Regions from separate parts of the Mus musculus genome. Here region 2 is linked to region 1. Evidence: chromatin loops called from intact Hi-C (ENCODE). Cell type or tissue: gastrocnemius. All regions are shown on one strand. Links, peaks and the distances in the headings refer to the core of each region. The heading gives the core; the rest is flanking DNA. Region 1 has its middle 28 kb from the start of Atg14. Region 2 holds the start of Ktn1 (kinectin 1).

The links. A loop is a pair of places that touch in the nucleus more often than their neighbours do. Peaks named below come from ENCODE experiments on the same cell type or tissue, not always from the same donor. Only the 100,000 strongest peaks of a DNase experiment are listed, where the experiment ranks them.
Region 2: a loop joins it to region 1, with 2.1 times the contacts of the local background. A loop is called at or near these places in 8 of 42 quality-filtered maps.

Annotation. Positions count from the first base shown.
Region 1 is chr14:47,587,937-47,604,405 of GRCm38, forward strand. No RefSeq gene overlaps it. Among named protein-coding and RNA genes, the nearest start is that of Atg14, 28 kb to the left of the region's middle. In gastrocnemius, for the core only: a CTCF peak has its summit at 10,077 (motif pointing right); DNase peaks (open chromatin) are centred at 10,095 and 10,325; H3K4me3 peaks cover 263 bases.
Region 2 is chr14:47,639,554-47,656,022 of GRCm38, forward strand. Ktn1 (kinectin 1) reads left to right here and starts at 9,758. Exons shown (of 39, transcript NM_001347527.1): 1 at 9,758-9,886. In gastrocnemius, for the core only: no CTCF peak of the experiment used is centred there; DNase peaks (open chromatin) are centred at 9,755, 10,251 and 10,925; H3K4me3 peaks cover 4,451 bases; H3K27ac peaks cover 4,799 bases.

The sequences.
Region 1 (16,469 bases), core at 5,243-13,242:
TATGCACAAATAATGCAGGAAATAATGAAAAAAGTGGCAAGTTCCCACTCTACGCTGGGCACCAGCAGGCCACATGGCTCCAGCCGCGTGTTCTCATCTCAGCAGACTCTGGCCCCAGGCTCCTGAGATGTCTCCACCTGACTCACTAATTTTTCTTGGCTGGTTGTTGCCACTCCAGCCCCATGCTGTGACCACCCACCCCCCTGGTCATCCACAACAACACCCAGCAACCCAGTAGAAACAAAACTCTAGAAATTTATATCTAATCAGTCAGATGTATACATCATTAAATTCTCAATTCACAAGATGCTCACACAGAAAATTCAGAGTCAGTTGATAATGGTACAAGCTGCCCACCTAGATTAGACAAGTTACCCCAATTATTCTATCCCTATACAATATCAAATCTACCTGTGGCTATTTAAAACCACGTGTATTCTGAACCACCCTGCTCATCACTCTCCATCTTGCTTCCTCCCTATCTCTCTTGCCCAGTCACTGTCTCTGCAACTCTTAGCTCCGCCTTCCTTTTCCCTGTCCCATCACAGGCCTTCTGTGCACTAATATTTTAATGTAATTGGACAGGGGAAATCCTGCCACACACAAATGGACCTCTTCCAACAATGTAATACATCATTCCTGTCACCTCAAGAATTCTAGCTCACTATTCTATTTCTTTTCTTTTCCTTTTTAGGAGTGGGAGTAGATTGTTCCGGCTCACCAAGAACTCACTCTGTAGACCAGGCTGGCTTCAAACTCACAGAGATGCACCTGCCTCAGCCTCCCAGATGCTGAGATTAAAGGAAGGTGTGTACCACCAAGCTCAGCCACACCACTGCGAATCAAACTTAATTTTATATCTTTTGTGTTTACCAAGCCCTAAGTATCTTTTTTCCCCCAAAGATTTATTTTATGTATGTGAGTGTACTGTTGCTGTCTTCAGACACACCAGGAGAGGGCATCAGATCCCATTACAGGTGAGCCACCATGTGGCTGCTGGGAATTGAACTCAGGACCTTTGGAAGATCAGTCAATGCTCTTAACCTCTGAGCCATCTCTCCAGCCCCTAAGTACCATTTTTTTTTTAAAACAATTTCAGGGTGTTAGTAAAAACAACACAATCCTTCAAGGATATGTCTGTTAATCTTGAACTTCATCTTAGAAGACCAAGAATTGGTCCTTCCTTTTATAAATAGTCAGACTGTCATTAGTTATAATCCATTAAGGACAGAAAAAGAATAGGGAAATCTGAACTTCTCCTCTCTACACCTTTATCCTGAAATGAGTTTTCATGTTTAAAACATAAACTGTGCACCCAGAAGCATTGACTTTAAAAGCAAGCATACTTGGGGCTGTAGAGATGGCTCAGTGGTTAAGAACACTGACTTCCAGAGGTCCTGAGTTCAAATACCAGCAACCACACGGTGGCTCACAACCATCTATAATGATATCTGACTCCCTCTTCTAATGTGTCTGAAGACAGCTACAGTGTACTTAGATACATAAAATAAATAAATCTTTAAAAATAAAAGCTTGGGCTGGAGAAAAGCAAGCATACTTACTATAGTTGAAGCACAATTCTGAGCATTCTGAAACAGGGTTCGTTGGCATCATGGTTACCCTGGATGTCACAGGGAGAGTCAGAGGAGCTTTGGTGCTCTCTATGCAGAGAGCAGAGGCCATTTATCAGGCACAGGCAGCAAGGCAAGGCAGGGTCAGTCTGGTGGGGTGCTGAGTCAGGAGGGATGCAGAGAAGCTGATGAGCCAGGCAAGATGCTGCTGGCTGCACAGGGAGGAAGGGGCTGGCAATGGCTCATGGTGAGAAAGGAACAGCTTTTCTTTCACCTTTCCTTTCTTTTCCCTCCCTTCCTTCCTTCCTTCCTTCCTTCCTTCCTTCCTTCCTTCCTTCCTTCCTTCCTTCCTCTTTTATTCCCCTTCCCTCTTCTCATGTAGCTCAGGCTGGTCACAAACTATATATCCTCTACCCTCCAAGTGCTGGCATTACAGGGTTCACCATCATACACAGATTTTCAGGTGTGGAATCTCTTTTATATGTATTATGTTTGCTGGAGTGTCCATGGACAAGTGTACTCTACAGAAAACTTGTGATGAGCTGGGCGTGGTGGCGCACACCTTTGATCCCAGCTCTCGGGAGGCAGAGGCAGGCAGATTTCTGAGTTCGAGGCCAGCCTGGTCTACAAAGTGAGATCCAGGACAGCCAGGGCTATACAGCGAAACCCTGTCCTGAAAAACCAAAAAAAAAAAGAAAAGAAAAGAAAACTTGTGATGGTCAAAAGACAATTGTCAAGAGTAGGTTCTCTTATTCCAACATGTGGAAGGAATCCTACTCAGAGTATCAGGCCTGGTAGCAAGTGGCTCTACCAACAGAGCCATCCCACCCACCCAGATGTGGTACTTCTGTTATTATTTTGCACCCCCAAGCCCCAGGTAGATTTTCAGCAATTACAGAGAATTTATCTTTAGCTACATACAGAACTCTGTTGCTCCATGGTTAGGGTCCAGATAATTCAAGAAGATAATGCAAACGCAAATATCTAGAGATTTGTCTTTCTGCGGATCATTAATTCCAATGCGTTGGCTTTCTTAGGAACTTAACTGTGCTGAATGGTTCTATAAACAGACACATTTATGTAAGAGATTTCAAAACGAACTTGGAGACTTAAAATAATGTCTTTCCCATTTGATTCTACTGCTTCAGAGAAAATTTTTTTTTAATTATTCATCCACCTGTCTCTGTTCCAAGCTGATTTGCTCAATAGATGTTAGTTAATGAAGCAATCCACCCCGAGCATGGAGTGTGGGAAACACGTCCTAGAATCGACAGCTCCAAGGATGGTTTCTCTAATCAGGATAAAGGGAGCCTTCTGACAACGCTGGAATCTTATATAATGGTGCATGGATTCATTTAATAACGTATGCTAAAGGCGGCAGCCTACTGAGCTGCAGGCTCAGTGCCAGCCTGACAGATCAGGAACTCTTGTATTCATAATTGCACTTAGACTGCTTGCCCCCCAAAGGTCACAGGTATTTTTAAACACCAATTTAAAAAATCTGGAGAGATGACTCAGCAGTTAAGAGTACAGACTGCTCTTCTTAAGGTCCTGAGTTCAAATCCCAGCAACCCACATCGTGGCTCACAACCATCCTTAATAAGATCTGACACCCTCTTCTGGTGTGTCTGAAGACAGTTATAGTGCATTTAGATATAATAGTAAGTAAATCTTTTTAAAAAATAAATCTGGTGTCTTCATTAGAATAGCAAGTGAGGGGCTGGCGAGATGGCTCAGTGGTTAAGAGCACCGACTGCTCTTCCGAAGGTCCCGAGTTCAAATCCCAGCAACCACATGGTGGCTCACAACCATCCATAACGAAATCTGATGCCCTCTTCTGGAGTGTCTGAAGACAGCTACAGTGTACTTACATATAATAAATAAATAAATCTTAAAAAAAAAAAAGAATAGCGAGTGAGTACACACAGACACCAGAGTTGTGCATGTTTTGAGAAAGGGCTGCAAAAGGAACAGAAAGAAGGAGGCTATCTAGAAGGGAAGAAGGGACAGAAAGAAGGGGGCTATCTAGAAGGGAAGAAGAGAGGGTGGCCTTGGGTACCTTGGTCTTAAATTTCCAATCTCTGGAATGGTGAAGAAGAGAATTTCTGTTGTTTAAACTGCCCAGTTTGTGATGGTTTTTTGCTACGGCATCCCAAACTAACTAAAACAGATCAATGTTATTTATATCCTACTCCATTTTGTGTGTCTCTCTGTGTGTATGCACTGCTTGTGCATGTGAGTATGTCTGAGAAGGCCAGAAGAGAGCATCCTTGTATCCTGTCTTACGTAGTTCAGGTTTCTATTGCTGTGAAGAGACACCATTACCACGGTAATTCTTATAAAGGAAAACATTTAATTTGGTACTGGTTCAGTTCATTATCATCATGTTGGGAAGCATGGTCATATATAGGCAGGTATGGTGCTAGAAAAGGAGCTGAGAATTCTAAATATGGATCTGCATGCAACAGTCAGGAACTGTCAGCCGCTAGACCTGGTTTGAACTTCTAAGACATCAAAGTCTACTCCCACACCTTCTCCCACAAGGCCACACCTCCCAGTAATGTCAGTTGCTATGGACCAATGGAGCCATCTTCATTCAATTTAGGAACTAAAATTGCAGATGATTGTTAAAAGTCCTGCTATGGATGCTGGTAACCGAACTCCTAACCTCCGAAAGATCAACAAGCACTCTTAACTGTTGAGCCATCTCTCCAGCCTCTAAAATAAAATTTAAACTATGCCCCATCACATACGACAGAATGCTGAGGGGGGTCCCCAATCCCTGCCCTATGCCCTAATGAACTGTCCCCCAGCTGTCCAAACCCAAACCCAGGTGCTCTTGGATTTTGCTAATATAGTTAAAATTCCAAGACCATTGTTAGGAAAGAGAATATTCTGGCTAAGCCTGGCCCTAGCTGCTGAGCTGCTACAAAGGAATTAGCTGCTCATTGGGAGGGATTTTAGAGCATGTGGAAGATTGTTCACTGCTGACTTTGAAGATAGGATGGGGCTGTAGTACAAGAAATGTGGGTAACTTCTAGGGCCTGAGAGTGGGCCACATTTGATAGCTATTAAAGAAATAGGCATCTCAGCTCTATGTTTTTTGTTTTGCTTTTTAAAGACTTATTTGTTTACTATATGTAAGTATACTGTAGCTGTTTTCAGACACCCCAGAAGAGGGAACCAGATCTCATTGTGGATGGTTGTGAGCCACCATATGGTTGCTGGGATTTGAACTCAGGACCTTCGGAAGAGTAGTCAGTGCTCTTAACCACTGGGCCATCTCTCCAGCCCTCAGTTCTATGGTTATGAATTTTTCCATCAATAGGACATAGTCTTTGAAGTTGCTTCTTCCTCGAGCTTCTAGAAAGAGCAATCTGTATCGCTCTGTATTGCTTAGTTCATACTAACTGTACAAAATACTTTGTCGCTGTGGTGGTTTGAATAAGAATGGCTCTTATAGGCTCACAGATTGGAATGCTTAGGGAGCAGCTTTATTTGGAAGGACTAGGGGGTGTGGCCTTTTTGGAGTTCAGTATTGTTGAAGGAAGTGTGTCACTAGGGGTGGTTTTTGAGGATTCAGAAGCCCAAGTCAGGTCTAGTAGCTCTCTCTCCCTACTGCCTGTGGATCCAGATGTAGAACTCTCAGCCACTTCTCCAGCACCATGTCCCCTGTGTGCTGCCAAGCTTTCCACCATGATAATGGACTAAACCTCTGAACTGTAAGGCAGCCCCAATGAAATGCTTTCCTCTTTATAAGAGATGCCATGGTCATGGTGTCTCTTCACAGCAATAAAATACTGTCAAAGACAGTTTTATTAGGGCATTTGATATTCACATATGATATCCTTAGATTATGCAGTACCCTTGCACTATAAGTAACTTCAGTAAATGTATTGGTTCACTAATTTGGACACTTCCCCATGCAGAAATTTTAATGAGCAGTCATGTTTTTGGGCTATCAGTGTCCTCCTGTTTGAATACATATTTTGCAACTATCTTACTATGCTTGACATGATTATCTCCTGTTCTATATATAAGGTGATTTTGTGCTTTTTTTTTATAGCCAAATGATGTTCCTGTGTGTGCGCGTGTGTTTTCTTTATTTATTCATCATTGACAGGCATGCTGATGTAACCTGGCTGCTGTGAATACTCTAGCAATTGGTGGCTCTGTTTCTTCAGGGGTGAGCGAGCACAGGAACACTATAGCTGGAATATATGTGAGTTCAATTTTTAATTTTCTGAGGACTCTCCATATCTATTTCCATAGGAATTGCAATAATTTACATTCCCTCCAGTGATATATACACAAGAATCCTTACCTGCCTTTGGTTTCTGTTTCTCTACTTATGGCCATTCTGACTAGGGTGAGGGGACATCTCAAGCTAGTTGGGGTTTTGTTTGGGACAGGGTCACTATAGCTCTGGCTGACTTGGAACTTGGTATGTAGACTAGGCTAACCTGGAACTAACAGCAATCCACCTGCCTCGGCTGGGTGTAAAGTTATGTGGCACCACACCCAACTCCGTGTGGTTTAGATTTGTGTTTCCTGGAGGCGAGGCTAGGAGTGAGCATTTCCTTCTGTTATTATAAAGGCCAATCTTTGATTTCACTTTTAACAATTTTCTTAGTTACATTGTCTCAAATCTGGGCTCTGTACAAATGTGATCTTAGGGGCTGATAGTATTGCAAATACTAATTTGCTGCTTAGCAATGGAAAATGAGAAAATCATGATTTATGAGTAATCTAGGTGGCTAGAGAGTTGGCTCAGTGGTTAAGAGCACTGACTGCTCTTCCAGAGGTCCTGAGTTCAATTCCCAGCAACCACACGGTGGCTCACAGCCATCTGCAATGCCATCTGACACCCTCTCCTGGTGTGTCTGAAGATAACTACAGTGTACTCCTATATATTAAATAAATAAATACAAAAACTTTTTTTTAAAAAAGAAATGAATAATCTAGGCATAGTGGCCTGTGCCTGAAACCCTAGCACTTGGCCATAGGCAAGAGGATCAATTCAAAGCCAGCTTCAACTAACTAGTAAATTCAAGGCCAGCCTGGGCTACATGATACCCAGTCTCAGAACCCCAAAACAAACAAAAAATAAGTTATCAGTAATAAGCAGAGACAGGTTTGCAGTGATCTGCAGGTCAAGTGACAGAGCAAAGGGTTGTGAGCTCAATGATAAGCAGACCTGGGTAAACACCCGCTATGGGAATATTCCTTCTGCTTTGATCTCTGTCACTTTTGATAAGTTTAAAATCATTTCAAGTGAAAAAAATTTCAAAAATAAGGTTAGCGACCATCTCTGTGGGTGTTTTCAATCGTTTTGGTAAACACCAGTTTATCTGAAACCGTAAGTTGTTCATTGCTGGGAGGGGAAGCTTGCTGTGGTTGCTTTGAGTAAGAAAGAGTTAACTGCTAACGTCCTTGGAAGGTCCCATACACTTGGCTAAGTACTTCACGTATCTGAACTCATTTAACTGTTCCAACACCGAGAGTAAGTATTCTTCCAGTCCTCTGAGGTGCTGTGGGTTGAACCCAGGGACTCAGGGATGCCAGCCAAGCACTCCATTTCTGAGCTACACCCCAAGCTGGGAAGTATTTTCATTATCCCCTTTTGGTAGCTAAGTACACTGAGCCTGTCCCAGGTTATAAACCCCTCCTCAAAGCATCTCACACAAAACCCAGATTCTCCACACAGTCCCTGTTAATGGTCTATAATTGCCATTTCACACTTATACTAGACCTCTTGTTTGAGTCTGGCTTATTTTTGCTTGGGAATTTATAATAATCTCCTGGTCTCTGTTTTTACTTTGGGGAAAAGAAAAGGGGAGGAAAAGATGAAAAACAACAAACACAGTGAGATTCTGTCTCAAAATATAAACAAACAAACAAGATGATAAATAAATAAATAAGTTTGTGTGTTTTGTTTTCATGCACATATGTGCACTATGTGTGTGTGTTTGGTGCCCATGGAAGCCAGCAGAGAATGTTGGATCCCCTGGAATTGGAGTTGCAGGTGGTTGGGAGTCACTGTGTGGACATGGGAATTGAACCTAGATCTTTTAGAAGAGCAGCCAATGCTTTTAACCACTGAGACATCTCACCAGCCTCGAGATAGAGACTTACCAACTGATTCTGCTGGGCACGAGGAGTGGCAATAGACTGCATTGTTATGGGGACCTCTGTAGCTTCCTGGATCAATAACTACTTAGTTATCCCACACATGGCACTGGGATTTTTGTCTAGTGACCCATGGTTTCAAGATCTGGTTAGGACACACAGGCAGGTACCACCTCATGAGCTATATAAAAGATTTTCAGGGGCTGGAGAGATGATAGATCAGTGGGTAAGAGCACTGACTGCTCTTCTGAAGGTCCTGAATTCAAATCCCAGCAACCACATCGAGGCTCACAACCATCTGTAGTGAGATCTGATGCCCTCTTCTGGGGTGTCTGAAGACAGCTACAGTGTACTTACATATAATAAAGAAATAAATCCTTTTAAAAAAAGATTTTCAGGAGTAGATTCTGGAAAATATGGTCTCCCACTTATCTTCTAAAGGTCATAAGGTCATTTTCCAGCATCCTTATCAAAGCCTGTCTCTCTAGCTTCTTTTTAGGGGCAGAAAGATGGAATGGCTATAAAAAAGGCTAACTGGCCTTCTAGAGGGTCAGAGTTCAGATCCTGTTGGGGGTGCGCTTTGAAGTTCCAAAAGCCCTCTCCCCATCCCCCTCCATCTCCCCCTCCCCCTCCCTCTCTCTTCCCCTGCTCCCTGCTCATTGCTCCCTGCTCAAGGATCAGATGTAAATGCTCAGCTACTGCTCCAGAGACATGCCTGCCTGTTGCCATGTTGCCCACCATGATGGCCATGGAATCTTACTTTCTGGAACTGTAAGGCTCCAATAGACTCTTTCCTCTAGGTATTGCCTTGGTCAGATGTCTTATAGTAATAGAAAAGCAACTAAAGCCGGGCATGGTGGCACATGACTTTAATCCCAGCACTCAGGAGACAGAGGCAGGCGGATTTCTGAGTTCGAGGTCAGCCTGGTCTACAAAGTGAGTTCCAGGACAGCCAGGGCTATAAAGAGAAACCCTGTCTCGAAAAACAAAACAAAACAAAACAAAACAAAACAAAACAAAACAAAACAAAACAAAGCAACTAATATACATCTAGTCGATATTTGGAGATATTTAGCCACATTTACCAATTTTTTTTAGTTTGTGAATTTAAAACTTTGGGGGGTGCGGGTAGATGGTGCAGTCTATAAAGTGCTTGCCTCTTAAGTGTGAGGATGTGAACTCAATTTCCATCACTGATGTTAGAGCCAAGAGTGCCCCTGTCCTCCTGGCACTAGGAGGCAGAGACAGGAGGATCCCTGTGTTGGCTGACTGGACAGTGGAGCTAAGTCTGGGAGCTCCAGGTTGCTAAGGGATCTTGTCTCGAAAACCAAGGTAAAGAGCAGTGGAGGGGAACAGTGAGATCAGCCTCTGGCAGCCACATGCCTCTGCATATACATGCTTGCACAAGTATCTTGACATGAATGTACACATACACACAGGCACACATGCACACATACACACACATGCACATATACACAATACATATATGCACACATGTACACATACACACAGGCACACATGCACACACATATACATGCACATATACACACAGGCACATACACATGTGCACATACACACACATACATGCACATATACACACAGGCACACATGCATATACATAAATGCACATATACACACATGCATGTACACATGCACACATGTACACATACATGCACATATTCACACATGCACATACATAAATGCACATATACACATAGGCACACATGCACACACACACACACACACACACACACACACACACACACACACACACACACACACACACACACACACACATTTAAAGATAAAAACTCTGGAACCAGTAGGGTTTTTTGCAACTCTTAAACAATAGGTGAAAACCTCTAGGACTTGGGCATCAGGCTTCAGGCTTTCAAGTCACAGTCAGCATTTTAGGCCTGGACTCTAGAAAGAAAAATACAGATGTCCATTCAACAAGTACAAAATTACAAATAAATAGGAATAAATTTTGTTACTTTACTGTACCCTAGGGTACAGTTAACAATCATGAGTATTTCAAAATTCTAGACATTTTTGAACTTTTCACCAGGAATAAATGATGAACATTTGAGGTGACAGCTATGCTCCTTACAACGATTTTATCGTTATATTTATATAATATATATATATATATACACACACACATATATATATACACACACACACATATATATATATGTATGTATGTATGTATGTATGTATGTATGTATGTATGTATGTATGTATGTATGTATGTATGTATCAGAACACTACGTGGCTCCTATAAACCTGAAGAAATATTTACCAGAAATCTACAACATGAGAACCGTAGTGCTAAAGTGTAATGTGAGGAAAGACTGTTTCACTAGGGGGCGCTCTGTCTCCTCTCTCAAAGGCAGAGCTTCCGGTTTGGGGAGCAAACAGGCTTGGGGATCAGCTGAGGAGGGGCTTAAGTACATGCCGGTGCAGAGGACCAGGGGCTACCTCCTCAGATACACAGGATTAGTTACTGTCTTGGTTAATGCAGATATGTTTGTGCAGTGTATACTGGCAGGTTCTGTTCACATCAGTTCACCTGGAGGTGCTTGGCCTGTGATTTCTCACACACAGCACCTTGATACTGTGAACGTCGGAGGCAGTGTTTTTGGCCTAGGAAGTACCGCCGAGTCTGCATAAATGCAACAAGGCCGCCGGAGGACGGTTTTTAATCTGGTGCCAGTTTTGCTTGCTGTAGCTTTGTCTTTTTCCTGGGAGCCAATGACATGGTTCTAATTAAGTCTGCACTGAGCTGTCAGTTTCCAGACAGGGATTTTATATCACAAGAATATGGAGGCTGATTTACGAATTCCTTGAAGGTCTTTTCTAGAACAAAATTCAGTGGATTTCTTGCCCTTTTAATAATTGCTTAAACTCAAATTCCTTACTCCCCAGTAAGCCACACTTCCCCTTCTGGGTGGCTGGGTAGAGCAGGGCACCAGAAAGAAGCCTGTGCTTACCATGGCATAACCTGTCCCCCTCCCCCCGCCGCCCCCTCCCCCGCCCGCCAAGCTCCCCCGCGCACCCCCCCCCCCCAAATCATCTGAACATCCTGAGTCATGATGGCACCTTGTTTCTACCTAGAAAAGCAACAGCTCTCAGGCAGGACTGTGCCAGTAGGTGTGCACACTGGCAGTGAAACACTTGCCGAATTTGAATTCCCGGGGATAATGGCTTGGTTTCACAAAGACAGGAATCATCATCATCATCATCATCATCATCATCATCATCATCATCATCATCACAATTTATGTATAATTGCAGTTCCAGAGGATCCAACAACGCTCTTCTGGCCTCCTCAGGCACTAGCAGTGCACAGACATACATGCAGGCAAAATACTCATATGTATTCTATGGAGATCACCTGTCAATAAAAATGCCAATGGCCAATGAGCTGAAGCAGGAAATAGGAGGTAGGACAGGAGAGGTAACTGACCATGTGGTAGACATAGAATAGTTTGAATGGGTTCAATAAGTTATGTGCTAGTCAGGGAATGAACCAAAGCTTATGGTCTAGGCGTTTAATAATAAAGAATTACATCATTCTGCAAGCTGGGGCTGGGAAAACTTGGAATTTAGTTCATTTTCCACGATTCAATAAAAATAAATATAAGGAAAGAGGAAAAAGAGATCTGTGGAAGTGAAGCAACTCACCCAGAGACAAGCTCTGCTGATTCACAACCCGCAGTGAGTTCCGGGAAGAGTCCTGGCACTTCAGCTCCAGAGAATATGACATTTCTGGACTCTGTTGGCACTTGAACACATGTGAACATACCCACATGCAGGCACACACACCTACAAGAATTTAAAAGAGAATGAAACCAATCTTTTGTTTTGTTTTGTTTGTTTGTTTTTGTTTTTGTTTTGTTTTGTTTTGTTTCGAGACAGGGTTTCTCTGTATAGCTCTTGCTGTCCTGGAACTCACTTTTGTAGGCCAGGCTGGCCTTGAACCCAGAACCAATCTTTAAAAGTAATAAAAATTCAAAGTTTTTTTTGGGGGGGGGGTATGACAGCCTTGGCTGTCTTGGAGCTCACTGAGTAGCACCAGCTGGCCTGGAACTCACAGAAATCTGTCTATCTCAGTCTCCAAATCCTGGCATTAAAGGCACGTGGCTCCTATGTCTTAAAAGGAAGGAAATTTGAACCTATGCCACTACATGGCTAACACTGAGGACACTATGCTGAGTGAAATAAGCAGTTATGGGAAAGTGCAGCGTGTTTCATTCACATGAGGTGTCAATGAAAGAGAGTGAAAAATTATTTAAGCCCCTAGACCTGTGTCCAAAATAGACCTCACTAATGGCAGGGAATAGAATTTGCCCCATTGCTCCAAGAAATGTTTGTACAGAATACTCTAACCGTTCCTTAAACCCGTTATGCAAGCTTGCCAAACGCTATAGCCCAATGCCAGGGGTTTGCGGGGGTTTTGCCTTTATAAACCCCTTACCCCTTGAGCTCATCATCGACTCCTCTACCCCTGTGTGGGATACGAGTTGTCCCCAGTGCACTGGTCTTTCTCGAGTAAACCTCTTGCAGTTTGCATCAAGACCATTTCTTTTGAGTGATTTTTTTTGGGGGGGAGGGGGTTCGAGACAGGGTTTCTCTGTGTAGCCCTGGCTGTTCTGGAACTCACTCTGTACACCAGGCTCGCCTCAAACTCAGAAATCTGCCTGCCTCTGCCTCCCGAGTGCTGGGATTAAAGGCGTGCGCCACCACGCCCGGCTAAACATAAGAAAATTTAAAAGTCCAAAACAAAGGTAGAGATCTGAGCTGCAAAAGATACAGTCTTGACCCTAAGGACAAATGCCGAATTCTGGTAGCCTTGAACTCAAGACTTGAAAACCATGTGTGTTGTGCATCAGGGAGGAAGTTCAGGGCCCATCAAGGATGGAACATCCAGTAGGAGCCACTGGCAGAAAACTTGAACCAAGGGACCAAAACCAAGAATATCCTCAATGAGGATGGATGAAATATCCTGGTGACAGATTATACTCAAAGCCAGTCTTTACGTGATTTTGTACCCCAATTAGTACTACCTACATACATATCCTCCAGACAGACACTGTCTACTATTACTGACTCCTAAGGGCAGTGAGTATCTACGAGAAGCAAATACAAACCATCCCCCAAGAGACAGATTTCCAATTCAAACCTCAATGTTTCCCACAGATTCTAAATAACAGAAATCCATGGAAAAACAAAGTCGCAAAGCATAGAAGCAGGAAAGGCACAGCCAGGAGGCACTGACCTCCTCTGGCTCAGAATGCCGGCTCTTAGAAGAGACTGAGGCAGGAGGAGTGCCACCATTTAAGGCAATCCTGAGCTACACAGTGACTTTGAAGCCAGCCTGGGCTACAGAATGAGACCCTGGAATACCAGATGAGGGACTAGATACAGCTCAGCAGTTAAGAGTGCTTACTGCTCTTGCAGAGGACCAGAGTTCAACTTCCAGCACCCAAGTTTAGCTGCTTACAACTTCTTGTAATTTCAGCTCCAGGGGCATCCCCACCCCTAACACACATACATACAAACATATGCACATACTCCTATATAGACATGGACATAATTCTAACAAACAAATCTTTAAAAAACAAGTTAGTTAATTAGGAGATCAGACATGGATTCTATCCTATCCATTTAAAAAATTTTTTTAGATTTACATTTATTACATGTATATCAGTGCTTTGCTTACATGTATGTATGTATGTATGTATGTATGTATGTATGTATGTATACCTACTGTGTGAGTGTCTGTTGTCAGAAGAGGGTGTGGGATCCCCAGAAACTGGAGTTAGAGATAGTTATGAGTCATCTTGTGGGTTCTGGGAACCAAACCCAGGCCCTCCAGAAGAGGGGCAAATACTCTTAAGCACTGAGCCTTTTGTTCAGCCCTACTGCTCTGTCCTGGAACTTACTCTGTTCCAAGCTGGCCTCCAATGTACAGAAATCCACCTGCCTCTGCCTCCCAAATGCTGGGATTAAAGGTGTGTGCTACCACCGCCCAACTTATCCAATATTTTTTAAAATATTCAGTTCTTTAAAAATACTGCCCCCAGCCCTGTTGAGGGGGTGATGGCACATGCCTTTAATCCCAGCACTCAGGAAGCAGAGCAGAGACAGATGGATTTCTGAGTTCAAGGCCAGCCTGGTCTACACAGTGAGTTTCAGGATAGCCAGCTCTACACAGAGAAACACCTGTCTCGAACAAAAATTTTAATCACATTTTATTGTTGTGGAAAATATTTTTTAAAAAGGTCCCTGTGGGCTGGCCAGTCTGTTTTCATCTTGTGGAAATTCTCTGACTCAGAGCTCCAAAATCTCTCCACCCAGTTTGTTAAGTTCCCACTGGTGGGTTGTTACCACACCAACCCCATGCTTCAAAATTCCCATGGCCTTTTGGGGTGCACTTCTTGAGTACCCACACTTGCCACTGTATCTTTCTCTCTGGAGCCCAGTTGAGCCACCACATGAAGGAAAACACCACATAAACATAGTTCAGAAACAAACTCAATCGCTGGGCAAGAAAACTAGAATCCTAATCTTGCAAGCCATATCAAATCTAAATCATCTAGTGGCAAATCCTGGTGGATTCACCATCTAAACTGGGGATCACTAGTAGCTACATCTTCTCTTCCTGCTGTCTCTCTCCTGCCTCTTCTCTTCCTTCCTCCGACCTGGAAGTCCCACCTACTCACCCAGTGACTGGTTTCTTTATTCATTAGAAGGGCCACATGAAGTACTGAGTGAGTGTGTAATTCACTCCAGGCAGCTCCTCTGGGGGAAGATGAATTAGCAAATTAGCATCAAAATATAAGCAGCACCGCGGCTATCCCCAACATTTTATTGTGTTGGTGGAGGCTGTGAGGTGCCATGGCTTATACAGGCAGGTTAGAGAGAAAAATTGGAAGAATCTGTTTTCTCTTCCTACCGTGTGTATTATTAGGCATGGCCATTAAGCACTGGAGGTTCTTACCTGTCCTCTCATTGGCCAGGAATGCAGTTACACACTGAGGGGTTTCTCTCACCCATTTGATCCTGTCTCCTCCATCCATCCCTATATTACTCCATCCTGTTCTCCTTTAAACACATAAAGAAACGTTGAAGGAAGGAAGTGTAGACTTGACAAAAGAGTAGTGCCAAAAATGTGCTCCAAGTACTGCATCAGCTTGCACCACCAGCCCCAGGATCCTGGTTCACCCATGCAGATCACTGAGGTATAGACCAAGCTGAGTGAGGATGCCCCTATCTCAGAAGTCAGGCTTCAGGCACTGGGCTGCAGGAGGGCTGTCTTGCTATGACAGGCCTGTTTGGTGGGTGGATCAGGATTCAGAGAGCTCAAGTAGAGCAATTACCAGGAGCTGTTTCTGGACTGCCATTCTGCCAGGGGTTTGGAGAAGCCTGCTGCAACAGGAAGACTGGACAAAGTCACCAGGCCTAGGACAAGGAGAGAATCCAGTCTGGCTGGCAGCTCATAGTATATGAGGTTCCTGCAAGGCCCAGGCTTGAGGTTTGGACCCAGGTCTCCAAGGAATAGTAAGATAGGGAAGGAGGCTGAAAGAGACCAGCTTGGACTCCCCTGCACCACCCTCCAGGCACTGGGCCTTCTAGGTCAGACGCATTCATCTGCACTGTCTATCCACCAGCAGATCTTCATCCTTCCCATCTCGGACACAGCACCTTTGGCTTCACTGAGACTCCAGGTACTTAGTCACACCTCCTTAAGAGTGAGTCCACAGCAAAGCCAAATGAAGCACGGGTATTTGTTTTTTTGTTTTATTTATTTATTTATTTATTTATTTATTTATTTATTTATTTATTTATTTATTATATGTAAGTACACTGTAGCTGTCTTCAGACACTCTAGAAGAGGGAGTCAGATCTCATTACGGATGGTTGTGAGCCACCATGTGGTTGCTGAGATTTGAACTCCAGACCTTCGGAAGAGCAGTTGGGTGCTCTTACCCACTGAGCCATCTCACCAGCCCCGGGTATTTGTTTTGTTAAGCAAACCCTTTCCCCAAGCAACAACAAAGGGGAGGTGGGGGTGGGGGAGGGGGAGAAATCTTTAGCACCATTTCTACACAGGCTTGCAAAATCACCACCAACTCCAAGAAAGAAAACTATTGTAACAAAGTTTTGACAGTAAAAAAAAAAAAAAAAAAAATTCACTAGCTGTTGCCTTTTTCTGTGGCAGTATAATGCTCTCCATGACAAAATATGAATTTATTTATATATATTTTATGGTACTAGAGATCCAACTCAGGGTCTTAAACTGCTAGGGGAGTCTACCATGGAGCTGCACCCCAACCTTCTTCATTCTTTTCTTTTTGCCCTCTTGCCTTGCTCCTCCGCCACCTCCTTTCCTTTCCCCCTCTCTCTCCTCTCCCCCTTATCCCTTCCCTCCACCCACCCCTCATATCAGAATGTCCCAAGGAGCACCCATTTATTCACTCAGCATTTATTATTAAAATGTGCCTTTTCTATTCCTGGCCCTGCACTGCTGATGAACTGGCTAAGCAGATGTGGTCCAAGACTTGCCAGAAGAGAGAGAGCGCCATAGCAGAAATAGCGACAACAAAAAGAAGTCATTCTAATAAAATCCTTTCAAAATACTCTTTTTTTTTTTTAAATGAGCGTGTGTGCCCACATTTGTGTATGGGCACCACGTGCATGCAGTTCCTGAGGATCCTTGTCCTAGCTGCCTGGAAGCCAGTATTCTGCTAGCAGCCTTCCGAT
Region 2 (16,469 bases), core at 5,501-13,500, 52 kb after region 1:
CTGGCTTTTACTCACTGAGACACCTTACTGGCCCTGCCTGAATCCTTGATTCCTTGCCTTGGCTTCCCAGGGGCTAGGATTACAGGCAGGAGCTGCCATGTTCAGTTTCGTTCATCTTTTGTTGCTTGTACTTTGGTCTCATATTTAAGGAATCACTGCCAAATATGAGATTATAGAGACTGGCCCATATGTTTTTTTCTAAGAACTGGAAAGCTTGTGTTGAGGTTTGGTCTTTTGCTATGTTAAATACTTGTTGCTCCCAGAGACTGCATGTAAACCCAGGTTAAGCTATGTGACCTTGTCCCCCAAGTTATTTTTGATTGGTGAATAAAGATGGTGACAACTAATAGCTAGGCAGAAGAGACATAGGGTTCCTGGCTTGGAGTCAGAGGAGAACCATGAGGAAAAAGGAAAAGGAGGCAGAGAGGAGAAAGCCACCATGAGGTAAGAATCTTAATGTAATGGCCATGTAGGCTATCAGACAAAACATGGGAGGTTATATAATGGGATTATTGGCTGGGAAATAGACATAATAGCATAGAGGATAGATATCTGCCCAGCTCTTGTGTTGATCAGGCTTATTATAAATATAAAGGTTGTGTGTGTGTGTCTTTTATCTGGGAACTAAATGGTCAAAGGTGAGGTAGAAACCCTGGATTGGGATTAAAAATTTCTTATAACAAGCTTGGCCTGTTATACTCAGGTCTTTGGCTTCTTTTGAGTTAACTCTTGAGTGGGCATTGCTGACAATGGACTAAACCTCTAAACTGTAAGCCAGCCTCGATGAAATGTCTTCCTTTGTAAGAGTTATATGTGGGCATGGTGTCTCTTCATAGCAATGGAAATCCTAACTAACCTCACCTCTGGAACCTTGATCCTGGAATTAGAGCCTACAGAACTATAAGGCTTGTGTGTGTGTGTGTGTGTGTGTGTGTGTGTGTGTGTGTGTGTGTGTGTGAATTACTCAGACTCAGACATTTTGTAATAGTGGTGTATGTACAGAAATATATGAGAGCAGTATAGGTAAAGGTCAGAATCTATTTTCTTGTTATTCTGGCATTTTTTTTTTTTACTGAAGAGGCACATCTCTCCCCATTGACATGTGTCAATTATAGATGGACTTTCAACACTATCCCATTGATTGACTGTTGATCTAGGGGTCTTGTGCATATGAGGCAAGTACCTATGGCTGGGCTACATCACAATGTACAGAGTGGAGGGAGCCCTGTGGGAGCAGAGTACTGAGTGAGTATGTATTATTGACAAAGACTCAGACACATCAAGGACCAGGCCTCAGCCCTGTAGGAGTGGCAAACCCTTCCCCAGGTGACACTCAGAGGGATGGCAAGGTTTTCCTTTGAGTTCCCACTCAGCAGGGAATAAAAACCTAGTAATGTCAGCTTCACCCTCCAAGATGCTCACATGCCCAGACTGCTGGCCAGCAGGGGCCTCCTGCTGAGACTAAGTCCCCCCCCCCCCCCAGCTGTGCTGTGCTGTGCTGTGCTGTGCTGTGCCTAACACACAGGCTACGGAAGCAGTAGATTTGGTGGCTCCATCACATGCACCACCTGCTCCCAGCTTTCCTTAACCGTGTCTGTGTGTCTGTCCTTGATTCCCTGACTGCCCCTAGTCAGTGCTCCAGAATCAAGTAGGATGCAGAGATGAATAAAAATTTTCTTCCTAGAATCCAAAGTTGTGGTATACAAGTTTAATTTCAGCACCCAGACACAAACTTGCTGAGTTCAAAACTACTCTGGTTTAAATAGGGAGACCCTACCTCAAAAAAACAAAACAAAACAAAACAAACAAAAGTTATTTTTTTTCTAAAGTAGTGTTTTGTAGTATTCAGTGCAAAGTCTCTTAAAATTATTTCTAAATATTTTGTTATTATGTTATTACAAATAAACTCTCTTTGTTTTGAATTGTGTATAGCTAGTGTACAGAAACAGTGATTTTTGTGTATTGACACTTGTGTCCAATAAGTTTGTTTAATCCAATCCATGGTCATACCTCATAGTTTTTGTGGAATTTTGTATACTAACTCACAGCATCTATCACTAGAACCAGAGTTACTTTTCTTGTCAGGTTAAATAGTCTTTGTCTCCATTGCTGAGAAAAAAGAAAAAAATTCTTTTTTCTTATGGGATGCAGGATGGGCAGTATGTTGTCTTCGTCTAATTTATCTACCATTATTTTCTAAAGAACAGAAGCATAAAACTTAAACAGTGGGGATCATGTGAGGGAGCAAACAGCAGTGGTATTCTAATGTGGGAGAAGAGAAGCCGGTGTGCATCTGTACATGGTACCCCAGAGTGGGAGAAGAGAAGCCAGTGCTCATAGAGTAATATAACAAGTAGCTGTTTGAGGTGAATATTAAACTTTAATATAGATCCAGGGAGTGGTGGCACTCGCCTTTAATCCCAGCACTTGGTAGGCAGAGGCAGGTGGATTTCTGAGTTCAAGGCCAGCCTGGTCTACATAGTGAGTTCCAGGACAGCCAGGGCTACACAGAGAAACCCTATCTTGAGAAACAAAAACAAACAAACAAAACAAACAAACAAACAAACAAAACTTTAATATAAAATTCATAAATATGTATTAATATTGTTATTTTAAAAGTGTGGTATGCATTTGTAACACCAGCACTTAGATGCCAACACACCAGATTGCAACCAGGGTTATGTAGTAAACCCCATTTTCCAAAAAGAAAAAAACAAAGCTGATTTGTAGAAATGCCCAAATAAGAGCTGAAACACCTTGAGAAATGTTGGTAGTCATAGTCACTACCTCTGCTCTAGAACTGTAGCCTTCCTGAGCAAGAATCAACTAGCAATCTACTATATTATATAAAGGTCACAGATCTCATTAGAATAACCTTTTATCTCTCTTGGACTCTTGGCAATGTTGCTGGAGACAGCATTACAATTCTTATATACGTACCACTTGGCCGAGGAGGTGCAAGAAGCATGTTTAACAGTCCAGAAAGCCTCTTCCTGTCTTCACATGTAATTAAACTCCACCATACAATCCCTGGATGTGTGTCTGACTCTGTGTGTGTGTGTGTGTGTGTGTGTGTGTGTGTGTGTGTGTGTATGTGTGTGTGTGCGCACATTCCTAGGTCAGAGGACAAGAGTGTCATTCCTCAGGAGGTATCCAGTGACTTGGAGTTGTTGGGCTGGCCAGTGGGCCCCAGGGACCAGTCTGTGTTTGTTTTTGCACAACTCTATACCCTGTGTTTGTTTTGTTTCCTTTTTTATTTTTTCTTTTCTTTTTCTTCATTTACATTTCAAATGCTATCCCCAAAATCCTCTATGCCCCACCCCCCCACCCTGTTCCCAAACCTGCCCACTCCTGCTTCCTGGCCCTGGCATTCCCCTGTACTGGGGCATATGATCTTCGCAAGACCAAGGACCTCTCCTCCCATTGATGGCCAACTAGGCTATCATCTGCTACATATGCAACTAGGGACACAGTTCTGGGGGTACTGGTTAGTTTATATTGTTGTTCTTCCTATAGGGTTGCAGACCCCTTTAGCTCCTTGGGTACTTTCTCTAGCTCCTTCATTAGGGGCCCTGTGCTCCAACCAATGTGTTCCATCCACAGTGGACTGTGAGCATCCACTCCTGTATTTGCCAGGCACTGGCATATAGCTTTAGAAGGGAGAGCTATATCAGGGTCCTGTCAGCAAAATCTTTCTGGCATATGCAATAGTGTCTGGGTTTGGTGGTTGTATATGGGATGGATCTCTGGGTGGGGCAGTCTCTGGATGGTCCTTCCTTCCGTCTCAGCTCTGAACTTTGTCTCTGTAACACCTTCCATGTGTATTTTGTTTCCCCTTCTAAGATGGATCAAAGTATCCACACTTTGGTCTTTGTTCTTCTTGAGTTTCACGTATTTTGCAAATTGTATCTTGGGTGTTCTAAGTTTCTGGGCTAATATCTGCTTATCAATGAGTGCATATCATGTGTGCAAGGATGTGGAGAAAGAGGAACACTCTTCCATTGTTGGTGAGATTGCAAGCTTGTACAACCACTCTGGAAATCAGTCTGGTGATTCCTCAGAAAATTGGACATAGTACTACCAGAAGATCCAGCAATACCTCTCCTGGGCATATACCCAGAAGATGTTCCAACTTGTAATAAGGACACATGCTCCACTGTGTCATAGCCCCCTTATTTATAATAGCCAGAAGCTGGAAAGAACCCAGATGTCCCTCAACAGAGGAATGGATACAGAAAATGTGGTATATTTACACAATGGAATACTACTCAGCAATTAAAAACATCAATTTATGAAATTCTTAGGCAAATGGATGGATCTGGAGGACATCATCCTGAGTGAGGTAACCCAATCACAAAAGAACACACATGATATGCACTCACTGATGAGCAGATATTAGCCCAGAAACTTATTTTGTTTTTTTAAGATGTCTATCTAAGTCTTGGCTGTCCTAGAACTCACTATGAAGACCAGGCTGATCCTGAACTCACAGAGTTCTGGGATTATGCCACCATGCACAGCTAACACCCAGCATTTTTATCTAGTTTTGCCGATATAGACTTTACTGGATGGGCCACCTTTCCATCTCCCTAGACTCCCATAATTTAGTAATGTCATGGATAGATATTTTTATTACATTTATGTCTGTGCACAAAACACATGCCTGGTGCCAGCAAAGTTAAAACCTCCCCTGAACTGGAGTTACAGATGACTGTGAGCCAGTGCTCTTAACCACCCTAGTCTTTGTATTTACAACACAAACACGAGGAACTGAGCTTGGATCTAGTATGTACATAAATTTGAGTGTGGTATGTACACCTCTGACCCTAGTGTGGTGGATTCTGGGTTTCTTGGGTAGCTAATCTAGCCAAAATGGAAAGCTCCAGGTTCAGTGAAAGACCTTGTCTCAAGAAACAAGGTGGAGACATGATTGAAGAAGGCATCCTGATGTCATTCTCTGGCCACACATACACATACATGTGCACACACAGGAGGTGGGGGAGAGAGGGGAGAAAGATGATGTGTATATATATATCTATATATATAATATATAGATATATATATAGAGGAAAAAGATGATATATATGTCTCTCTCTCTCTTAGAGAGAGCAGAAAAGAAGGATAAAAGCCAGGTGGTGGTGCAAATCTTTAATCTCAACCCTTAGGAGACAGAGGCAGGTAGGTTTATGTATGTTCCAGACCAGCCAGGTCTACAAAGAGAGTTCTAGGACAGTCAGGGCTACACTCAGAGAGACCCTGTCTCTACAAAACAAAACAAAACAAAACAAAACAAAAACAAACAAACAAACAAAAAACCCAAACCAAACCAAAAACAGAAACACCCCCCCACCCCCAAACCAATGCCCAGGGGTGGGGAAGTAAAGAGTTGAGATGAGCGGAAGTGTGCAACCTCAGCACTTTCCCATCAAGTTGCTGCCAAGGAAGCACTGCTGTCATTAAACACGTTCAAGCCACTGACGATGGCTGTGAACAGAAAGACAGAGTGAAGGGACAACCTTACTTTATCTTCAAACATTTTCTTTCTAGGGTACAAAAGAGGTTTGAGTGTCATCAAGGATGTACTTTGAAATATAGGGATGGATTCTACCTGACATAGCTAATAAGATCCACTCTAAAGCAAATGTATTGCCTATTTTTAATGTTTGGGAAAACAAGGTGAATGATTGGCTGTCCCATTTTTTCTAGGGTTGAGGGATTCTCTAGGATATGATTCCATGAAAAAACCAATAAAGTCTAAGACACAACCAACACATGGGTGGGTGACTGTCTCATAACCTGGTTATGAGAGAACTGATCAGGGGATAGATGTTGCTAACAGAGATCTATGACCCCCAACTCAGAAGACATACCCCTCTTGTATTGCTTGATGGTTTTAGAAACAAAGAAGACAAGACAAGATGGAGGCCTTAAGTTTCTGCAGATGTAAGCAGATGTCTCCTGGTAAATGCCCTCAGGGATCTTGCACGTTCTGTCTGCAATTGGCAGCCCTCTGGAGATGATCCCCCCCGCCCCCCGAGAGCAAAATTCCAGTGCTGCAAGCCACCATCTCTCCTGCTCATCGCTGGAAATGGGTCTTTAACAGCCATTTCCCATCACTCCATCACGTTAGCTACTTCTGGTAAATACTTCGGGCCTTAGCTGCAGCATGAGTCTTTCTGCTGGGAAGTGGGTTCCCATCTCAGAAACCATGCTGTCTTGTAATTCAGAAAAGTCACGTGACTGAAGCCAAAGCACGAGGGGTTTTTCAAGAATCATCCGTGGTGTCACATGACAGACAGGCTCTACCAAATGAACTCTAAGATGCTTTGTGGCCGGGAATGTCACTGGTCACTTTGCTAAGGAGTGCAGCAGAACCCTGCTGTGGGTATAGAAACAAATTGGCAGGAATGGTATCTAATGGGTAGATACACACTGCCTAGTGGGTGTTCAGTTTCAGACCCAAGGAAAGGAAGGGGCTGAGGTGCATATTTTATATATCAAAGCAGACCTGGCCTCCAGGTTCTCCCCGCATCTTCCAGTCTCAACGTGGCAAACCCAGACCCTAAACTTTTGTTCTCTCTCTCTCTTCCTCAATCCCTCCCTCCCTCTCCCCCTCTCCCCATGGCGACTCCCCTGGCCTCCATCCTCGGGGCCAGTGAACTTCCTGCAGAGCAACTTCTCAATAAACCCGCCTTTACTATAATCTAGTCTGGCTTGAATTGGCTCATTTCGCTGGTGGACATATAACCCATCAGTGGGTACTTCTCACATAACTGAGAGCCAGGGAGAGCTAGAGTGACAGGGCAAGAATGAGAGCAGAGAGCTCCAGTGCGGAGAGCAAGACATGTGAACAAGAGAGCCAGCAGAGGAGATTGATGGAATGGAGGCCCCTTAGGACGCCAGAGGGCTGCCGGCCAGAGCTCTGTGTCACCCGGCTTGTCATCAGGAAAAATCATTTTGTAGCCTTCACAGAATAACAACTTGAAATAGAGCTTGGACTCTGCTCCTTTTTTTTTTTTTTTTTTTAAACTGTGACATTCTCCAAACAATATATATGAGTTCCAAAAAGTAGCTTTTAAAACTGTTGAACCAGCAAAACATGGTGGCGGGTGTCTATTCAACAGTGGCGTCCTAGAAGGGGAAGCCTCTTGAAAGTTTAGGGGTCCAGTTGAGTCGTTTCTCTCTCCATCTAGTCTCAGGGTCTCTCAGTGATGCAGTGGAATTTTCTTGCTGGAACTTGCTCTGTAGAGCAGGCTGGCCTCGAATTCAGAGATCCTCATGCCCCTGCCTCCCTGGGATTAAGGGCTTGTGCCACTAAGGCCAGGAGTGGGATTTAAGAGGGAATTTAGAGCTTTAAGATCAGTGGCTCCAAGAGACAGTGGGTCCAAAAACTTGGCATAATGTTAATTCTGTCCGGGCGTGAGGCTGGTGGATCTCTGAGTTTGAGGCCAGCCTGGTCTACAGAGTGAGTTCCAGGACAGCCAGGGCTACACAGAGAAACCCGGTCTCATAAAACCAAAACCAAAACCAAAAAAAAAAAGATTCCCAAACAAAGGGCACAGCGCAAGCCCCTATGGATCCAACAGTTCCTCTGTTTGAGAGCTGGTTCCTTGTAGATCTGCAGCTGAACTTTCTGAGAACCTTCTTCCTCCTTTATTCAGATGAAGGCAGGCATCCTTCCAGCCTCCCTTCCAGTACTGTGAGCTGCTTTACTTCAATGCTTATCTCTGCCTTCCCTGAGCTGGCTGAGTGAGATACAATCTCTTACTCAGATGCTACTCTGATCTCTACAGAACTCCCCAATTCTGGGAAGCCTACATGGTCAAAACAGGAATGGGCAGGCGCCTCTTCATCTATCAATATATTGCATGCCTTCAAATCTTCCCCAAAATCCGTTAAGAAGAAAACTGGTACAAGCTAAAAGCAGTAAACTGTGCTTTTTGTCCGGGGGGGGGGGGGGGGCGCAGGGGGGAGGGGAGAAATAGTCTTTCGGTAGCTACATTATACCTTATAGTTTTCAATAAGGTTTAATTTCTGATTGTTTTAAGAGATAACTCAGATGGGGAGTGCTAATTCCTTTTAGCAAGTTAGTTGTGGGTTTCAGCGACATGGACATGACATCGGTGAGTAGTGAGCAGCAGTCACAGTTAATTATAACTTAGGTTAATTATGTGTGTTAACTATAGTTAATTATGTTACATTTTACTATACTTCAAAACTTAGAGGATTAGTCTTAAATACCAATAGGGCTTGCCACCTGTAACATATCTAGTACATCTTTTTGTTTTGATGTGAGCAATTAGAAAGCTTATAGGAAGGAAGCATCCAGCTGTTCCCCTTTGAGAAGTCAAAGTTCATCCGAATAGAAGTGGCTGGCGCATTTATACTTCTGTATCGACTATAAGAAGTAAGACGTTTGGAGGATTGCTTCCCTAAAGACCATGCTACTATGTAACTTACGAAGGAACCTATGTATCATTTGTATGCAAATGATGGTGTCCTTTTCCTAATGTCAGAAAAAAAAATCTAACTGGAAACTTTTTTGTGGGTGGAGGGGGCGCAATTACAGAGTTGTTTGTAAGCTATTCAAGAACCTTTACATTCCATTACAGAAATGATACAGTTACACTTTGTATTAAGCTACTAATGGCCTCACTTCCCAACAAAGCCAAATCTTCTGGCACTTACAGGTTCAAGAGACAGCAGCTCAGAAACAGTGTTTTGCTGGCCTTGGAGCTGGTGAGTGCTGAATAATACTCATGAGAAAGGAAAAGAGCAAGCTCCTTGAGAAGTGGTGATTGGACACTGGTGGAATTCTCAATACCTCATCAGGCTGTTGCTACAAACGCTTCAGCTTTCATTTCTGCTTTGAAGAGCTCTGAAAGCTTGGGCGGAAATCATTCGAACGCAGACAGATGCGCAGCATTCTTGTAACTAGCCTATGATGAGGACATTCTCTGTTGTTAATGTTGAGACTTATCTGATGCTCCAATCATTAAGGATTGCTCCTGGGTAATGGTAATGGTGAGTCTGATTCTATTTCTCTACCCCACACTCTAGAAGCGTGCCAATCATTTGGTAACTTTTGAGGAGAGTTTAGAGTATGTTGTAGATATGTTCAGGGCAGTGACTGGCGTTGTCTGAGATAATAATAATAATAATAATAATAATAATAATAATAATAAAACACTAAAAAGCAACACCGGAGAAAAAGCTTCCATCCTCGCAGCAAAGAGCAGAGAGACGCAGAGATTCTGGTCAACCCCTCTTAGCGCTGCAGTTTCTAGTTATTTAACCTTGCTTAAGGAATGGCCAGCAGCCAGCAAGCATTGCAGCCTTACAATATTTGCACACAACTTATTTAGGTCGGCTCTATAAATTCCTCGTTTTGCGGATTTCGGAGGAGAAATCCCAGCCGTGTGTGTGTGTGTGTGTGTGTGTGTGTGTGTGTGTGTGTGTGTGTGTGTGTGTGTGTATGTCTAGCAACTTGGAGTACGGTTAAAAGGAATCAACCCGTGTCGGGGGCCAAGTGGTACTTTTGTGCGAGGGTCACGTGAGACCAAGGCCGACTGGGGGAGGCAGAGTAGGGTTGAATGGATGAAGGGATTCCGCAGGGACTTCCAGGCGGAGGGTGACGTCTCTGCAGCCCAGCGCGGGGCATCTGGAGGCCGCCGGCTGCGCGGACCTGTCCCTTTAAGGGGCCGGTCTCCGGGCCCCTCTGGCCGCGACGCCCGGACGTGCGGAGCCGCCCCGCCCCGAAGCCGCCCGTTTCCTGCGGGGCGGCGCGACGGCACCTGAGCTACTGCGGCGGGGCCTGGGAGCGCGCTGACCAGGAGGTAGAGCTCGCGCCGCTGCATCGTCCCGGCCTGGTACCCGGCTGCGCAGGGTGAGGAGCAGGGCCGGGGACTCCAGGGCGCGCGGGCGCGGGGCGCAGGGCGGGGGGCTGCGCTCGCGGGGTAGGCCTCGCACGGAGGTCGCAGTGTGCAGCGTCCGCCCAGGCCGCGCCGCCGCCGGCCCGCTCCGAGGATCCGCCTGCGGGTTCGGGCTCCAGGGTTCTGGCTCGGCGATCTCCCCGTGGCTGCAAGGTCCGATCCCAGGTCCGCGAGTGGCCGGAGCTCCCCGGCCATCTCCTCTGAGGGCGAGGTCGATCCGCCAGGGCCGCGGGGTGACCGAGGAGCCTATTTTTAGCTGGGCTCGCAGGCCCCAGGGCGGGCTGGCGGATTAAGGCTCTGATGAGGGTGACCAGAGGGAGCGCCTCGCCTCGCCTCGGGCGCCCTGGGCTCGGGCTGGGCCACGCGTGCGCCATGCTGGAGCGGCTCTCCCCTCGCTTGTCCCGGAGCGCCGCCCCTCCCACCACCCGGTCCTGGGAGTTAGGGGAAATCCTGCGAAGTTCTCCCTCTCTCCCAGGGGTGTGTCCGCCTTGGTGTCCAACAATAGAATTTGGGGTGTCCCGGATCTGGCCGCTTTTGGCGTAAGGGAGCAGAGTTCGGCCATCCGAGACCGGGGCTTGGGAAGCAGCGTTCTCTTCTTTGTCCGGCTGCCTCTCGGTTTAGGTCAAAAAGTGCGCTGTTTAGTGTCTTCGGGTCCTTCTGGGAGGAGGCGGAAACCCGGATTCTAACAGCAGGGCCACTGCTAGAAGTGGATTCCTTAGCAGCTATGTGGATTAGCATAGCTTCAGAAGCTGCGGGCCGAATAGAATAGTTCAAAGTTTTGGAGTGTTCTGAGAAATTGACAGCTCCACACCCAGGTAAAGAGGAGCTCCCCAAAGGTGAACTAGACATTGAGTTGTGTAGCAGGTGACTTAGGGGTGATTTAACTTTTTTTTTTTTTTTTTGCCTGAATTAGGTTGCACTTGTTTTCTCCCCTCACCCGCAAGCACTGGCAGCAGTGGCTCTGGTGTGGGTAAAAGCATTTGGTGATGAGACCTGAGATAATCTGTCCATGCTGCCCTGGGGCATTCCGGCTGACCTGTGTTCTGTATGTGCCGCGGTAGCCTTTCATATCTGATGTGTTGCTTGGTAAATAAGCCTCTTTCCCATTCCACCTTTCTTTTAGAGACCTTACACGAAATAGCTAGGCTTAATTATGTAGGTTCTTTCCCCATGCCAACCCTGAGTTAGAAACGTCTCTGAATTTTGTAGCCCTCAGTAGACATACATGTCTTAATTATCAGGTGCATTAGAGAATAAGGTGTTCTACATTACTGAGACACACACTCAAATATATCGGGAAAATTCCTCAAGTGTATTAAACACTTTAATATCACAAAGGATACCCAGTATATAATCCTTTCTTGATTCATTGTCAGCATTATGGAAAGCCGTTGGTTTGTTTTATTTTATTGGTATATTTCTATGACCTCCCTAAGTATTAGCAGCCTCTTTCTCTGATATAGTTTCCCCCTAAACAAATCTAATAAGCAAAATCCACACAAACCCCTCACCCCCCGAGCAGTGTACAGGCTTGCTAGTTTGTAGGTTTTGATCTTTTGTTAGATTTTGATAAAGACCTAACAAGTAAAGGGCTTGTTCTGAGGCTCAGCTTCTAGAGGACGCATGGTAAGATTGACCGTCAGTCAGTCTTTAGCTGGAATTTTACTTGAACTCTTTGGAGGATGTATCGTTTTTCCAGGGAGGGACTCACTGGGGTCAGCCAGAAACTTGAGCATGCCATATATACTTTTGACACCTCTAGCCCTCGAATATGTATTTTTGTTTGTATGCCTACTATGCTTTTTTTTTAATGGCCAAATTTTTAATTAAAAAGATTTTTTCAATACTTTGTAAAAAATAAAAATTAGTAAACTCAGTGGTTCCAGGAGAGTTTGCTTTAGGAATCTGACCTCATGTGTAATAAGGAATGGCAGGAGGTGGGGGCGGGGGAGGTACAAATGTTCAGGTGTTTGAAAGTAACCTCTTACGCATGTGGTTTTAAAGGTCTCTGAAGGCAAATCCAGAGTATCCCTAGAGACCAGAAGTAACTGTCCAGAAGTCGCAGTGACCTCTCATGTATAAATGGACTGCATCCCCCATCATTGCTGCTCCAGTTCTAAGGGACAGAGTCTGGGGTGTTCTGATGAAAAAGATACGATGTATTTGTTAGCAGCTGGGGAAAATTGGTTTAAGATTATGAAGGATATGGTTCCTATAAATAGAAACTTAGGGGGAAACTTTAGGTGCCAGGAACCAGAGTTTGAGTAACTTAAGCCATCACTAAAGTCTAGAAGAGAAAAGTAATAATTTACAAGTGTTTGTCAAGTGCATGAATTGGTGCTGACAGCCTTAAATTGCTTTTAAGCCTTTTCAGTTAAAAAAAAAATGCTGTTTGTCATGATAGTGTCTTTGATCACTCCCAAGGGCAGAGCAGGTGGATCTCGGACAGACCAAAGTAAAAATAAAAAGGGTTGTGAGCTTTAGCCTTGAAATGATTTCCTCCTACCCCCTTTAAAAGAAAGGGTCCGGTCTCTACCATGGAGATTATTTGTATCCCATGTTCATTCACTATAGCAAAGAGTTGGAATCAACCTAGTTGTCTGTTAGTGGGTAAGTGCATAATGAAAATTAGGTCTCTCTGTAAAAGAGTACTATTCACCTCTAAAGAAAAATGATGTAAAAACATTTGCAGGAAAATGGACAGACTTGGAATGTATGCTAATAATCAAGGTCCCTCAATCTCAGAAGGAATTAACTGAGTGTTCTCTCTCCTAAGTGGAGTCCAAACAGTTGTATCTGTGTAGACGTAAACTAGTGCATATGCAGGCACAGCCAACATGAAGAAAAGAGAACAAGAAAAGCTAAATATAAGGATGAGGAAGGACTGCGTGCAGGTGTTAGGTGAGTTTAGGGTTAAGACATGATTGAGGTTATAAGGCCAATTGCTTTTCTTGTTCTAAGTCTGTCATGGTTTTGGTTTTTTTTTTTTTTTTTTGGTCTTGTTTTGTCTTTGATGGTGGTTAATGGTGGTTAAGTGCATAAAATGTATTTGATACCGAAAGTGTAAAATTTAATGTGAAACTTCACAACTTCCATTTCAAAATGTCAATATTAACTATAGAAGTTCATTAAGTTATATAGACTTTGGCTGTGGTTAATTTTGGCATTTGATGTTTTTGCTTGAAAAAGTTTTAAAAAAAGTTAAAGTTTATAAAATAAATTAATAAACACTTTGGTACTAAAAAGAAAGGTGCTGACCGCATAGGTCTGACCTGGGTTTCTGCCACTGCCTCTTGAACAGTACACCCGACTCCTTGGGGCTTCTGCCTAGGTCTGACCTGGGTTTCTGCCACTGCCTCTTGAACAGTACACCCGACTCCTTGGGGCTTCTAACTGCTTTTATATTCGAAGAAGCAAGACAAACTTTCAATTAAAAAGAGTATTTTTTTTTTTTTTTTTTCTGAGACAGGGTTTCTCTGTGTAGCCCTGGCTGTCCTGGAACTCACTTTGTAGACCAGGCTGGCCTCGAACTCAGAAATCTGCCTGCCTCTGCTACATTAGATCACATTCTACTACTGTGCATTTCATTTACCCTTTTGACTCCAGGCCCCATGGCCTGAATTTGCAACCTCGCCCCATTCTTCCTCGCAGTATGGGATTGTAAGTATATGCCATGACAACTGATTTTTTTTCTTTGTTTAACCCATGTGTTTAAGGCAGTGTCTGGCTCATAATAGGTGCTAAGTAAGAAGTTGTCAAATGAATTAAGCCTGTATCTTGCAGTTCCTTTTCTTTGGTGGATATTGCATTCTGGATACACGTAGCTACTAGTTTGTTCCTTTCCTAGGAATTTTTAGAGAACAGAAGAGAGTGCCAGGGAGTCTCTGGAAACCTTTTGGTAGAGGAAATAATGTTATACTGTGGTGGGGACTGAGTTACTCACGCCATATAATTAAAAAGGTACTTCAAACAGGGACTTAAAACACATATGTGCCTTAGTCAGGTGTAGTGGCATCTGCCTTTAATCCCAGCAACTCAGGGGGTCTGGGTAGAGAGAAGAAGCAGGTAGATCTTTGAGTTTGAGGTTAGCCTGGTCTACATAGTGAGTTCCAGGACAGCTAGAGCTACATAGTAAGACGCTGTCTCAAAAAAGCCAAAACCCAGACTCCACCAAGACAAAACATACATTCAATATTTGTGTACTTAAGGAATTTAACATTAATCTGTACCTGTATCTTTTTATTTAGACTAATCAATTTTCTTAGAACTAGTTTTCTGATTTTTCTTCTAGAGATTGTATTATAAAAGCATTATCTATAACTTCTTTTAAAATTAAAAAAAATTTTTTAAAAAGATTTATTTATTTATTCGATGTATATGAGTACACCTTTGCACCTTTGCTCTCTTCAGAGCACAAGAGAGAGCATCAGACCCCATTACAGATGGTTGTGAACCACCATGTGGTTGCTGGGAATTGAACTCAGGACCTCTGCGAGAGCAGTTGGTGCTCTTAACCGCTGAGCCATCTTTCCAGCCTCTATAACTTCTAATATTGTTTTTTTAAAAAAACTAGAATGAAAATGTTGGTAACAAAATCCTGGAGCTGGGCGTGGTGGTGCACACCTTTAATCCCAGCACTCGGGAGGCAGAGGCAGGCGGATTTCTGAGTTCGAGGCCAGCCTGGTCTACAAAGTGAGGTCCAGGACAGCCAGGGCTATACAGAGAAACCCTGTCTCGAAAAACCAAAACAAAACAAAACAAAACAAAAACCAAAAAAATATCCTGGAGTTTTCCAATCCTTCAAAAGGTCTTGGTTTTATTTTCCTATATTTAGCTTTTGTCAGACATTAGTCATCTTTTTCAGAAGAAGGAAATGCAGTGTATTCAGGGGTTGGTCATGGTAGCACCATCGTGAGTAAACTTGGTAGTAGGCCTAGGTCTCCACTGCTAGGGAGAAGGAAGGCTACTTGTCCACATTTTCTCTCTCTCTCTTTCTCTCTCTCTCTTTCTCTCTCTCTCTCTTTCTCTTTCTCTCTTTCTCTCTTTCTCTCTTTCTCTCTCTCTCTCTTTCTTTCTTTCTTCCTTTCTTTCTTCCTTTCTTCCTTTCTTTCTTTTCTGTTTTCTTTCTTTTTTCAGAGGGGATATGAGATTCAGTGGGAACATTGTCTATCAGGACACACATTCATATGCTACCTGCTCACTGGAAATGTGGGACAGTTCTTTACTCTTACCCAGGAACTAGGTGAGTTGCCATGGAAGCAGTGATTCTCTGGGTGCTGAAAGGAGACCTGCAGGTTTTCGGCCTTGGTCACCCTGAGGGTTATGGAAGTTCTTTCTCCTTGTCTGTAACTGCATGCCTTCAGTGATGCTCTGGAGAGCGGGAGAAGGACCGGTGGCTTTAATCCAGCCTTGCTGCTTTACCACCTGATTTCTCCCCTCAGCTTCCTCACTCCCCTTTCAGTGCTTTCAGGCTTGCCTGTATACTTTGCTCTTAAGCCATTTGTTTTGTTTTGTTTTGTTCCTTTTGTCCTCTTCCTTTTTTAAGTGGGACTCTTTGTCTGAATTTATTTGAAACTTCCTTTCCATTCAGCTTTGTAGATGAGGGACTTACTCTTAGGGACTTACTTTTATTGCTATACAAACTTTTGTATGATTGATTGTTGCGTTTCTGAGACTGGTTGCTAAGACTGACCTTGAACTGCCACACCTGGTTTAGGTTTAAATTTTAAATTAATATCTTTTTTTTTTTAAGATTTATTTACTATATGTAAGAACACTGCAGCTGTCTTCAGACACACCAGAAGAGGGTGTCAGATCTCATTACAGATGGTTGTGAGCCACCATGTGGTTGCTGGGATTTGAACTCAGGATCTCTGGAAGAGCAGTCAGTGCTCTTAACCACTGAGCAATCTCTCCAGCCCAGGTTTTATAAATTAAAAAGGAAAAACTTTTTTTTCTCTCTCTTAAGTGATTTTTTTTTTTTTCATTTATGGATTCTTGCAAAATAGAAACAGTTATTTTGGGCACTTTTTAATTACAAAGTTACCTTGTCTTGTAAGTGGTTGCACCTGTGTCTATATTGGTTTGAGTTTCTCCTCTGATTGAAGGCACAGTAGGGATGTCCTTTGAGAAAAACAGGAACTCATTTTCTACACTGGCCTCAAACTTCCCGTACACCCTCCAAGTGGTGGTATTATAGGCATGTGCCTTCATACCCATGGTCCTGAACCTATTTTAACCATTTATTTGTTTTGAATTTTTGATTGCTTTTCATTATTTTCCTCTTTCCCTCTCCTCGAGCTAGGTTTTTTCTGTGTAGCCCTGGTTGTCCTTGTATTTTGTAGATCAGGCTGGCCACAAATTCACAGAGATCCATCTGCCTCTGACTCCAAAGTGCTAGAAGTAAAGACCCGAGCCACCACCACCACCACTGTATATTTTATTTTTATTTTGTGAAAATCCTAATTCATATTTATTCAGTCACTTTTATACTAACTGCTTTTTGTTAATATCTGTCTTAGTAAGGTTTTCTGTTGC